Regions from separate parts of the Homo sapiens genome. Here region 2 is linked to region 1. Evidence: chromatin contacts called from ENCODE Hi-C or POLR2A ChIA-PET data. All regions are on one chromosome and are shown on one strand. The core of a region is the stretch at or near the end of the contact, and the rest is flanking DNA. Distances in the headings are between cores, read along the strand shown. Region 1 holds the start of FRMD4A-AS3 (FRMD4A antisense RNA 3). Region 2 overlaps FRMD4A (FERM domain containing 4A).

What was found. A loop is a pair of places that touch in the nucleus more often than their neighbours do. ChIA-PET counts read pairs that join two places held with the same protein, here RNA polymerase II (POLR2A). Pooled maps may share reads with other maps.
Region 2: a pooled map shows a loop between it and region 1 (5-fold over the local background). The contact joins the enhancer-like site here to the promoter of FRMD4A-AS3 in region 1. A Hi-C loop is called at or near these places in 2 of 168 maps with a recorded cell type or tissue (esophagus muscularis mucosa and gastrocnemius medialis) and 2 of 50 pooled maps. POLR2A ChIA-PET finds 5 or more read pairs at or near these places in 3 of 52 experiments (AG04449, WTC11 and activated T-cell).

What each region holds. Positions count from the first base shown.
Region 1 is chr10:14,071,145-14,076,543 of GRCh38, forward strand. It overlaps FRMD4A-AS3 (FRMD4A antisense RNA 3), which reads left to right and starts at 3,140. Exons shown (of 3, transcript NR_120638.1): 1 at 3,140-3,682. The region is part of intron 2 of FRMD4A (FERM domain containing 4A); the gene reads right to left.
Region 2 is chr10:13,943,014-13,949,253 of GRCh38, forward strand. The region is part of intron 2 of FRMD4A (FERM domain containing 4A); the gene reads right to left. Among named protein-coding and RNA genes, the nearest start is that of FRMD4A-AS2, 45 kb to the right of the region's middle. RefSeq lists an enhancer at 2,968-3,468. Within about 2 kb of position 2,923, at least 5 of the 41 ENCODE cell types and tissues checked have a DNase peak (open chromatin) inside an H3K27ac peak, as active enhancers do.

The DNA.
Region 1 (5,399 bases), core at 1,890-4,389:
TGTTCCATGCATGAAGACTTTTAGATCTCAGTTTCTCAGAAGCCAGTAAAGAGTAAATAAGATTCCAAGGCTAACTAAGTCCCCTCTGAAACTACATGCCACATTCAGAAACGACATTAATTCTCTAAGAGACCAAGATTAAATCAGGCTGGCATCTTGGATCTGCTGGGGAGGAAGTCTGTTTAATGCAATTGACCTCTAAACAGAGTTCATATTAACAGTGACCACTGTGTACATCCTGCTTTTTTAGCTGAAAGATAAACCGTATGCCCATGTTATAGAGAAGCATGAGAAAACATTGGTTTAGGATGAATTACATTTAAAAATTGAAATGGAAAGATCTTCTTTGTAAATGACTCAGTAATTTTCCATCATCCGAAAACATTTTATATAAAGAAACAATTTAGGAAGAAAAAAAGACCTACTTTAGATTAGAAAATATTTTTAAATTAGGAGATAAAGAGGTGGAGATGGGACGGAAAAAGAAGTTAACATACAAATTATTACTGTCCTTAAACTCAGTTTTTAGGAGGTAAGTGGACTGGGCTTGGGTGTTCTTGGTGGCTTAGGATATGGGTGCTGATGGGGCAGAGAGGACCAGGTATGTGTGCAGAAAGATACGCACTTAGTGGGATCTTCTCCAAGTAAGTGTTGAATGTAGAAGAATTAGACTTGATGAGAACACTGGGTGAGGGTGGACTCTTAGGTGGATCCTTGGATGAAGTAGGAGCCTGCAGCTGAAAGGGTGAAAGAAGGAGGTGGTAGGAAGGGTTTCCTTCCCCGTGTTGCAAGGCTGCTTCTCTTAATTCTGTGACTTTACTACAAAGCACAGAGGACTGTGACCAACATTTAATAAGCCTTCAATAAATGTTGATATTGATACCTAAAATTCCACCTATTAGACATTGATTTATGTTAACAACTTCCTTCTTAAAGTAAAAATTCTCTTGGGAAGGCCCAAGTCAATTGACCATTCATTCTTTATGATGAATGTTTAATAAGACTGCTTTCTTCTGGATATCTAGTTGAGATCAGCTGAACAACGAGAGTTTTATGGCTAAATGGATATGAAGACACGAGGCAATTTAGGGTCACGGAGATGCTCGGCTGAGTTCAGGCACAAATGGGGCCTTGAGAAGTCAGAAGTTCTTACTTCTCTAGATAATATCCTCAAAAAGCCAAGTGAAGATATTAAGAAGAAAAAGCCAAAAATAACAACCGTGGCTATACCATTTTGGGAACAGAGTTGGATTCACATATCCTCCGTCCTTCTACTTTATAAACATTATTTGGAAAATTAAAAGTCGAAAATATTATAAGATTAAAATTCTGTGAGTTGGAGTCAACTTGTCTTCTAAAGCCTAACGCTTTCTGAGCCTCAGTTAAGTTACCACAAGAAGCAAGCCACCAAATTTGCCATCCAGAACTGTGATGCATGCTCTCATTTCCAGCAAGATGTAAAGCAGGGTTTTCATAACTGTTGAAGCTGCATCACAACCATCTCCACAAAGGACCATTTATCAGTTATTTTGGGAAAGGGGAGGGTTTTTTTAGAAGAGAAGAAACCACGCTAATAAGCTTTTTGTCTGCAATCATTTCCCACTGAGATTCCATATCAGTACATCTCCATTTGCTACATATTTAGCTTTAAAGGAAAATGAGGTGAGATGGAGATATTTGAGTCATAAAAGCAATAAAACGTGCTTCCGGAAAATAGCTTTCCTTTCAGTCCCCAGACCTGCACTTCCCAGATATAAAGTTTGTTTCTTTAACAAAAGTCTTGGTCAAGTATAGCCAGGCATACTGATTATCAGAGAAATATATACATATGTTTATAATTCATATGAAAGGAAAGAGAGAAAGAGCCAAAAAGAAGGGATAAAAAAATAATAGCTTTAGAAATAGAGAAAAGAAACAAAAACAAGACATACACTACGAGAACCCCTTGTAACCTGCACCCTTACCAGCTGTCCAGGAAACCCAGGGTACCTCCATCTCTCAGCTCAGAGGTTGGTGACAGGTGGTGTCTTTTATTCATATGCCCTCCCTGGGGCTCTTAATAATTGGTGTATTTCTTGTAGTCCCTTTAGTAGGCTGGGGGCAGTAGTGGGAGTGAGGGCGAGTTGGATGCTGGCTTGTTAATGGAGCTGAAGGGAGGGCTACAAGGTGACAGATGGGATGAAGCTGGAAGCTTCTTTGGTGGGAAGGGAGGGTGTTCTAGGTCATGAAGAATTAGATCCATTGAGTTGCTGCAAGAAATGTCCCATTCCTTGAGTTCCTAGGTGATTGACTTAATCTGCCCATCAGTCTTTGTGTGGTTGGTTTTGTGGTTGTGTGGATAAATCTAGACACCAAGGACCCTGGATATACCCTCCCAAAGCAAAATAACACTGGGGGCTGGGGTCACTTATTACTTGGCTGGTGTCCATGATGGGAAAGATCTCAGGGATGATGGCTGATGTTGTTGGCATTGTCTTTGCTTGTCCAAGGGCTGCTGTAGAAGAAGCGAACGGAGTGAGGGGAAGTCCAGGGGTATGAATGTGTCGTGTTCATGGGTTTTTCACCACCACCGGGATCCTGTTGTGACCTACCCACTGGTCAAGATGAAATCCCTAATAACTTAGGTGTTAAAAGACTGGAGGTTGCCCTGTATAAATTGGGTCACCAAAAGTTCCTTTTAAATTTTGCATAGGGCGGTGGCTCATGTCTGTAATCCCAGCACTTTGGAAGGCTGAGGTGGGAGGATCACTTGAGGGCAGGAGTTCAAGACTAGACTGGGCAACATAGTGAAACTCTGGTTCTACTAAAATACAAAATTTAGCCAGGCATGGTGGTGTGTGCCTGTAATCCCAGCTACTCGGGAGGCTGAGGCAGGAGAATTGCTTGAAACCTGGAGGCAGAGGCTGAACAGAGCTGAGATCGTGCCCCTGCACTCCAGCCTGGATGACAGAGCAAGATAGTCTCAAAAAAAATTTTTTTTGTTTCATATGTAGTACCATAGCACCAAGAAAGTGCTTAGGTGGTAAGTACAAAGGTGGCCAAGGTGAGTTCTGACAGTACAGAATGGGGTTTCCATGGAGACGGCAAATAATGAAGCAGTGGATGGGGGAGGGGGATGTATGCTCCAAGGTTGTGCCCACTCGGCACGACCCAGGTTCCATGCTACAGGCCTCTACTTGTCCAGACCTGAGGGTCAGATTCAGATGGTGCAAATGTTTAAGACCTGGGTCTTCAACGAGATGAATTATCAGCTATTTCATAGCTGCAGTGTTGGATATGCCGAGACGATAAAAGCAACAGCAATCAGAATCAACAGTTGAAACGACATGGCAGACGCTGTGAATGCTATGAACTGCTGTGCTGAGCAGCAGGATTCCTGTGTCCTGGCGCAATGCCCATGGGGATTCATGCTTTCAGAGGGTCACGCCTCAGGAACACGTAGAAGGGCAAGCATTTCATCTGGCAGGGCACTGATTTAATCTGCACGCATGTTTGGCTGTAAAACTAGCTCCTCCCCCTTACCATTTTTGAGTCGCTGCCGGACTCAAATTCCACAGATTCTGGAAGGTGTCCAGGAACTCGTTGATTTGTCAAACTTATGGCTACACACAGCTGGAATGGAGACGGACTCCACTGAGGAGACTCATACAGGACAGGAGGGAATTTTAAGAGGATAACCCTGGTAAGCCATGGTGGATTGGGTGATGGGAGGCTGTGTAAGAAAAGCTCTCTGACCTTGACTTCCAGGAATTTACTCTTAGATGGTTTAATCTAGATACTACCAGAGCTTGTAATACAGAAAATCCTGCAGGTAGGGAGAAGAGATTACCCAGAATTAGTTGACAGTCTATGTTTCATAGAGTAGAATCAAAGAAAGATGTCCTTATGAATTAAAAAAGCAAGCAAACTATGGTAACTTGAACCAGTTTCCAGTGCTAACGTAGCACTGCCAAGAAAAGACACTGTAAGGTCACCACTGGTCACTAGATACAGCTTGTTTTAAGTTACAATCACATTTACATAAAAACAATAAATGGTCTACATCACCTTGAAAAATGGTTTTTCCTTCCAGTTGTAAGCACTTTATGTCCTGGTGAAATGCTGCTCATCTGATTATTTTACTATATTGAGAAGAGGAAAGGGGAGGACATATTATTTTCTTAACACCTAATGGATCCAGACACATGTTAAATGCTTGACCTCCACAACCATGTTTAACTGTTAGAACAACATGATGTGTGTGTGGTTTATTATTTCTATTTTCCAAATCAGGAGACCAAGGTCTATAGAGATTACGTAGCCTTCCTGGGCACTAGGAACAGGGACAGAACTGGAACCTGTGCCTATCTCTTTCTGTCGTTGCTCCTTCCAACATATCATGTTGCTTCTCAAAACCAACAGTGAAAAAGTATTCTTTAGCCTAACCTGAGCTGAAATGGCTTAGATATGAAAGCGTAAAGTTTCACTGGCTGTGCATGATGCAAATTTCTTAAATATAGGCAAATATAAGCATGTGTGGGTATAATTTCTGTATTATGTGTATACCTTTATATCCATATGCTGTATAGTATGTGTGTATACATATAGTGTGTGTGTATATTTTATATTTATACACACACATATGTATATGCACACACACACACATATATATAAACCATTAATCTAGGAATCAACAAACCACATCTGATGATATTTCTGCATTGTCATAAAGCCGGAGAGAGAAGCTTCCCCCAGTTACAGGAAGAGATTGTGTGATTGTGTCTGTGCTTGCTTTTTCCTAATGTCTGCATGTTGGACAGAACTTGGCCTAACTCTCATGTTCATGGTAATGTAGCATCTATTTTGAACCACAGGAGGATGGAACATTGACCAGAAGAACCTGACCTTAGTTGATGGCAACTCTGTTTTATTTCCGCTGCTCACCTGGGCCTCTGAATAACCGGGTTTCATTACTACAAGGCTGGCTCACTATGCACCCCTTCACCTGTTCATTTGCCCAGTGTGTGTCTAACCCAGCCATCCACAGCTATGTCATGAAGACCTGTGCATGGATCCCCACCTGCCTTTCCCATGTTACCTGCGAGCTTACCAAAGACTTGGGATTTTTCCAGCATGGTGAAAGATGAAAATGTGCTTGGGTTTACTTTGTCATTTCCAGGGCTGGGTTAAAGCCATCATGTAATGAAGCCAGATCCACATTAAAATGTGGATCATGGCCAGGTGTAGTGGCTCATGCATGTAATCCCAGCACTTTGGGGGGCCGAGGCAGGTGGATCATGAGGTCAGGAGATCGAGACCATCCTGGCTAACACAGTGAGACCCTGTCTCTACTAAAAATACAAAAAATTAGCTGGGTGTGGTGGTGGGAGCCTGTAGTCCCAGCTACTCGGGAGGCTGAG
Region 2 (6,240 bases), core at 1,673-4,172, 130 kb before region 1:
TGAAATATCTGATCATAGAAAGGGGGAGGTGGTTCATAGATTATAAAATGTTGTCATTCTAAAACTGCGAGTTATACATTTCATATCACACATTACAATTACATTTGGGAGGAACCGTGCTTTCTCACACGGCAAGATGTCCAGGACAAGAACACAAGAGGAAACTTAGGCAAGTCTGCATAAGGTTCTAGGTGGACATCTCCTATTCCAGTGGTCTCCCCTCAGGCCTCTCCACCAGCAACGGTGCAGTGAGAGTAACAGAGAAATAGACCCAGGCCTGGTGGGAGGTTGGAAGGCAGCAAATATAGATAATTGAGCAAAAATAGATAATTTGTTGAAAAGGAGACCCACATCGGCCAGGTGCGGTGATTCACGCCTGTAATCCCAGTACTTTGGGAGGCTGAGGTGGATGGATCACAAGGTCAAGAGATCTAGACCAGCCTGGCCAACATGGTGAAACCCTGTCTCTACTAAAAATACAAAAATTAGCTGGGCGTGGTGGCACGTGCCTGTAGTCCCAGCTACTTGGGAGGCTGAGACAGGAGAATCATTTGAACCTGGGAGGGAGAGGTTGCAGTGAGGTGAGATCACACCACTGCACTCCAGCCTGGCGACAGAGCAAGACTCTGTCTCAAAAAAAAAAAAAAAAAAAAAAAAAAAAAAAAAGAAAAAGAAAAGAAAGAAAGAAAGAAAGAAAAGTAGACCCACACCAAAGAGTGTTACCTTGCATGTAACTTTAAAGCAAATGATTTTCCTTCTGTTTAGATAACAAAGAAACCAAATATTGCTTATGTCTTTAAAAATACTTGGTATGGAAATAGGTTGGTGTGGATCGGATAAATTGCTGTGGAAAGTCTGACTCAGATGAACTGGAGCAGAGTGGCCCTGCTCAGTGGGAAGAAAGGCACCTTCAAGGTGACAGCGTAAAAGATGAGACTATAAATAACTCCGGCCATCAGTAAGGGCACTCGATATGTTCCTACCATTCAGAGACAACAGAATTAAAGAGTTGGACAAACCAAAAGAGACCATCTGTCCAGGTCTGTCTTTGGGCAGGTGAATACCTAAACCATCAGAGCTGTCTCTTTATTTCTTGGGGATCTTATGTAGCAGGGATCCCCAACCCCTGGGCCACAGACTGGCTGCACAGCAGGAGGCGAGCCGTGAGAGAGTGAAGCTTCATCTGTATTTACAGCCACTCCCCATTGCTCACATTACCACCTGGGCTCCACCTCCCATCAGATTAGCAGTGGCATTAGATTCTCACAGGAGCACGAACCCTGTTCGTGAACTGTGCTTGCCAGGGATGTAGGCTGCATGCTCCTTATGAGAATTCAATGCCTGATGATTTGTCACTGTCTCCCATCACCCTCAGGTGGGACCATCTAGTAGCAGGAAAACAAATTCAGGGTTCCCACTGATTCTACATTATGTTGAGTTGTAGAATTATTTCATTATATATTTCAATGTAATAATAATAGAAATAAATGTAATGTGCTTAAATCATCCTGAAACCATCCCCCAACCTCAGTCCTTGGAAAAATTGTCTTCCATGAATCAGGTCCCCGGTGCCAAAAAAGTTGGGGACCACTGGGACCATACACCCTTCAACAGAACATGACAGGTCTGCATAAGATTCAAGGTGTTTTCCCTGACATTAGATAGAAAACTCTTCTGTTATATATTTGTAGCTATTTCTGCATACTAATGCTGCCTCATTTGCTGACTTATCATTCTGAAAGTTCCTTCCGTAAAAAAGAAAGGCTTAAAAAATACATTCTAATGATACGTGCCTTCTCTGTCTGTGCACACAGTGTCAGATAGAAAGCAACTTCTTATCCTTCCAATGAAGAACACGGAATAGCTGAGTCTTTGCCAGACATAGCCTGATGGGAACCCTGTGGTGTGGCCCTCTTCATGGGGAGTTCAGTGTGATCAGGTTGAGCCATATTTATGTGATGTCACCTAGGCAGGGATTAACACTGGCTTTACGTGGACATCTCCTATTCCAGTGATCGCCCCTCCGGTCTCTCCACCAGCAACAGTACAATGGGAGTAACAGAGAAATAGACCCAGGCCTGGTGGGAGGTTGGAAGGCACTAAGCCAGCCGGACTAGTGCCAAACTTAGAAACAAAAGGGAAGAAGTTGAGTGAATGAACAGGGGCATAAAAAGGAAGGGATTTCTTTGGTAGGTATGACAAAAACAACCAAGTCCATATCTTAAATATTTTCTCTCCAGTAAAATTTTAATGTCACTTTGGGATAGGGTCTGTATGGTTAGTCTTCTTCTAAACCTGGGTCCAGCTGCTTGGTTTTGTCATGTGATTTTTTTTAAGTAATGGTGAATTTGTAATAGGTTTCTTTCTTCTCTTTCTCTCCTATGACAGACCGGGGAAAGGGGCTTACAACCAGAATGCTATCAAATCCTTTATGAAACATTTGGGGCTAATTACCCTTGCTGGAAGTCTCAGGATTTTTTTCCTTGCAGTTTTTTTTTCCATTTTAATGGAACACAGTTCAAGTCTCATAAATGCTTAAATATGTAGTCGTAAAGTTTCAGATGTCTCATGGGCACCGCTGTCTGCAAATCTACCAGGCAGGGCTCTGCAGAGGTTCAAATTCGAACTGGTTTCCGCCTCTCACAAAGTGTGTTATATAAGCTGGGCTGGGAGAATTTACATGCTCCATGCGGCCATTTAATAAAGCTCACTTGATTATAGAGCCAGGGTCACCCCAGGAAATCTTGCCACCTCCCCATTTAAACAGTGAGAGGGAACTATGCATTTGGCTGTTGTTGCTTTCTCCTGATCCAGTTATCCCCAGGAAGTGATCCTTCATTTCCTTGCTCATGACTGCAGGCTTCAAGGAAGAAGCCAGACCAGGCCAGGGTCAGAGGCCCCAGTTTCAACTTCCTCTGGCTGCAAACAAAGCCATCAATCAGAGCACAGGCATTATTTACACATTCCCTAGGAGTTGCCTTCTTGCGTCTCAGAGCAATGCACCAGCACGTAGTTAGGGAAGTAAAAAACAGGACTGCCCCTCTGTGGAATAATTATGGACTTCACAACTATGAGTTGGGATCAAAAGGGGGACAATCAAGGGATGCCACTGGTTTATGTCCCTTTCCTGACCCAGATGCCTGGGGAGAGCCAGTGAAGTCAGAGGCACATGCAAGTTCTTCCTGCACCTCAGAGCTAGGAGAATGAACTCTGCTGGACTCTTTAGGCAGATGCTTCCCTGAACGCAAGAATCTTTCTGATGCCCTGAGGGCTAAGGCTAGAACCAGGAAGTTGAAAGAGGTGCTCGTTACTCAGAATCCCTGTCCCTACCTCAGCCATATTGTCAACCAAGTCAGCGAACGCTAGAGACTTCAGGAGGAGAAGGGAGTGTTTTCTCACCATAAAAAAAATTCTAGGTGCTCCTATGTCATCGTCACTTGTTTATTTACCTAATGCAACTTTCCCAAGTCATGTACATGTGTCTTTTAGACACTGAACACATCCCACTCCCTTGGGTCAGTCTGGAAACTCTGGTGTAGACTCGGCCACCAACTCACATTTTAGTGATCCTTTACCTTGGGAAAATTGCCCAATCTTTTCTTTTTTTCTCATCTTTGCTTTCACATCTTCCAAATTCCACTTCTGTTCTTTTACTCGCCTTCTCCTTGCCAAGTGATTGGTCCACTGAAGACCAGCATGGCCAGCCTATAAAGGTTGTAAAGAAAGAACTGGCAAGGTAAGGTGTGTGTCAAATGGGTGATGTGTTCTGTCTGTGTGTCTGTCTGTCTGTCTCCATGTGTCTATCTCTCGATGCCTGTCCTATACCTGGCTGAGTGCTGTGAGCTGGCCATGCTTCAATAAACAGCAGACTTGACCTCGGGGAGCTTATGGCACAAAGAAGAGGAAGGCAGACATGGGACAAATGATTATAGACAAGAGGAGCGCTCATATGGGGAAGCTTGGGAGGCTTCAGGAAGGTACCTGAGCTGTAGGACTTCAGAGAGGAGATTGTTGTGGGTTATGTAAGGTCATCACAGAAACCTTCCATCAAGGCATGTCTGAAAGGCTGGGTAGGAATCTAACCACCTGAAAGGAAGAATTGCATTAGCCTGCAGCCTTCCAGGCTACGGACACTTCAGGTAGGAAAGCGGAGACCTGAGTGTCCCAGGGGTTTTGGGGACAAGGAATAGAGCAGTTGACTACGTGGATGCTATGGATGCGCTAGGAGAAAGAGGCAAGTTTGGAGATATTAGCACTCTCTATATACACTTAATCTTCACCAGACCGCTATCATTCCCAATTAAACAGACAAGGAAACTGAGACACAGAGGCTGAATTGCCCAAAATCTCACAAACAGTAAATAATTGAGTGGGATTTTAAACAAGGGGAGCTTGTTGCAGAGTCCACTGACTTAAAACCAGGGCACTCAGTTACCCCTCTCTGTGGTAAGATGGAGTGGAGTTGGGAAGGTCTTGGATGACCAAACCAAGATCTGTGGTCATACGGGATGCCTAGGGGAGTCTGTCAAAACTGGATTTAGTTATCATTTATAAAAGAGACACACATGCAACATGCATACACACACACACACGTGCACACACACACACACACACACATATATATACACCATGTCTAACATTTTCACTCAAATACATGCCATAGTACAGCAGAAGCCTCCAGTGTTTAATCTGTGCTTCTCCTCCTGCATGTCTTGGTAAAGAACATAGATCCTTCTGCCATCACTTTGGATCTGTTTGAAACTTTCCCAAATGCCTCATTGGATGGTTATTCTCCATGTCATCCAGAGTCAAGAAGAGTAACTCTGTCCTGTCCTTTTCAAATATTCTGGCCTGTGCATGTCCACTCAAAAAAAATAAGCAAAAAAATAAAACAAACTTATCAGGCGGGGCATAGTGGCTCATGCCTGTAATTCCGGCACTGAGAGGCCAAGGTGGGAAGATCGCTTGAGGCCAGGGATTCAAGACCAGCCTGGGCAAAAATAGGGAGATCTTGCCTCTATAAAAAATAAAAAGTAAATTGAAAAAAAAAAAAACACCTTATCAGTGTGTTCCAGGATTTTCTTGTTATTGTGCAAGCAAATATGGTTCTCATTAAATGGACTTGTAATAAATAAATGTTATTCACTTATGCTACTAAAATGTCATGTTGAAATATATATATATATTTTTAAGATACAGGATTCTCACTGTTGCCCAGGCTGGAGTGCAGTGGTACAATCATAGCTTAATGCAATGATAAACACCTGGGCTCAAGCGATCCTCCCTCCTTAGCCTCCCAAAGTGCTGGGATTACTGGTGTGAGCCACTGTGCCCAGCCTGAAATCTATTTTACATATTCGGAGTTTAGTATAGAATTCTGCCAAAGGTCTTTGCTGCTGAAATCTTTGGCCCTAAAATAGGCAATCAAGAGCCACTAAAGGTACTGATATCTCAGCAGACAAGTGACTTATACAATGATGGATAAACGGAATGAAGGTGAAGATGACTGGATGAAGATGGGGAGGGGTTAGGAGCATTTTGCAGGCAGCTCTAGGGTACAGCATGGGCAAAAAGGGTCTGAGCAGAGAGCAGGTGGTGGGGATGAGGAGAATTGATAAGCCCATGGAAAAGAGGATTTTTTTTTTTTTTTTTTTTTGAGACAGAGTCTCACTCTGTCACCCAGGCTGGAGTGCAGTGGCACAGTCTCGGCTCACTGCAACCTCCGCCTCCCAGGTTCAAGCGATTCTCCTGCCTCAGCCTCCCTAGTAGCTGGGACTACAGGTGCGCACCATCATACCCAGCTAATTTTTGTATTTTTAGTAGAGACAGGGTTTCACTATGTTGGCCAGGATGGTTTTGATCTCTTGATGTCGTGGTCTGCCCGCCTCGGCCTCCCAAAGTGTTGGGATTACAGGTGTGAGCCACTGCGCCCAGCCGAGAGGATTTTTAATAAGTTAAAATGCAAACAATTTATTTGATCATTCAAATATTATGGCATTTGCAATCATGTTCAAGCTACCTAAAGTATGGGCAGTTGTGAGTGCTTAGGAACTGGAGTTTGTTTATTTTCATTGTTGATTAAATCTTTTATGGAATAAATACAATTCAACACATGCCAATGGATGGTCTTCAGTGACTGTGTAACCACTTTTAAAGGCCTTTCACTTTCAAGATCGATAAACTCAGTAAAGGCAGGTTCTGCTATTGACAATCAGGGTGAAAGACGTTGTTGGCCCTGGT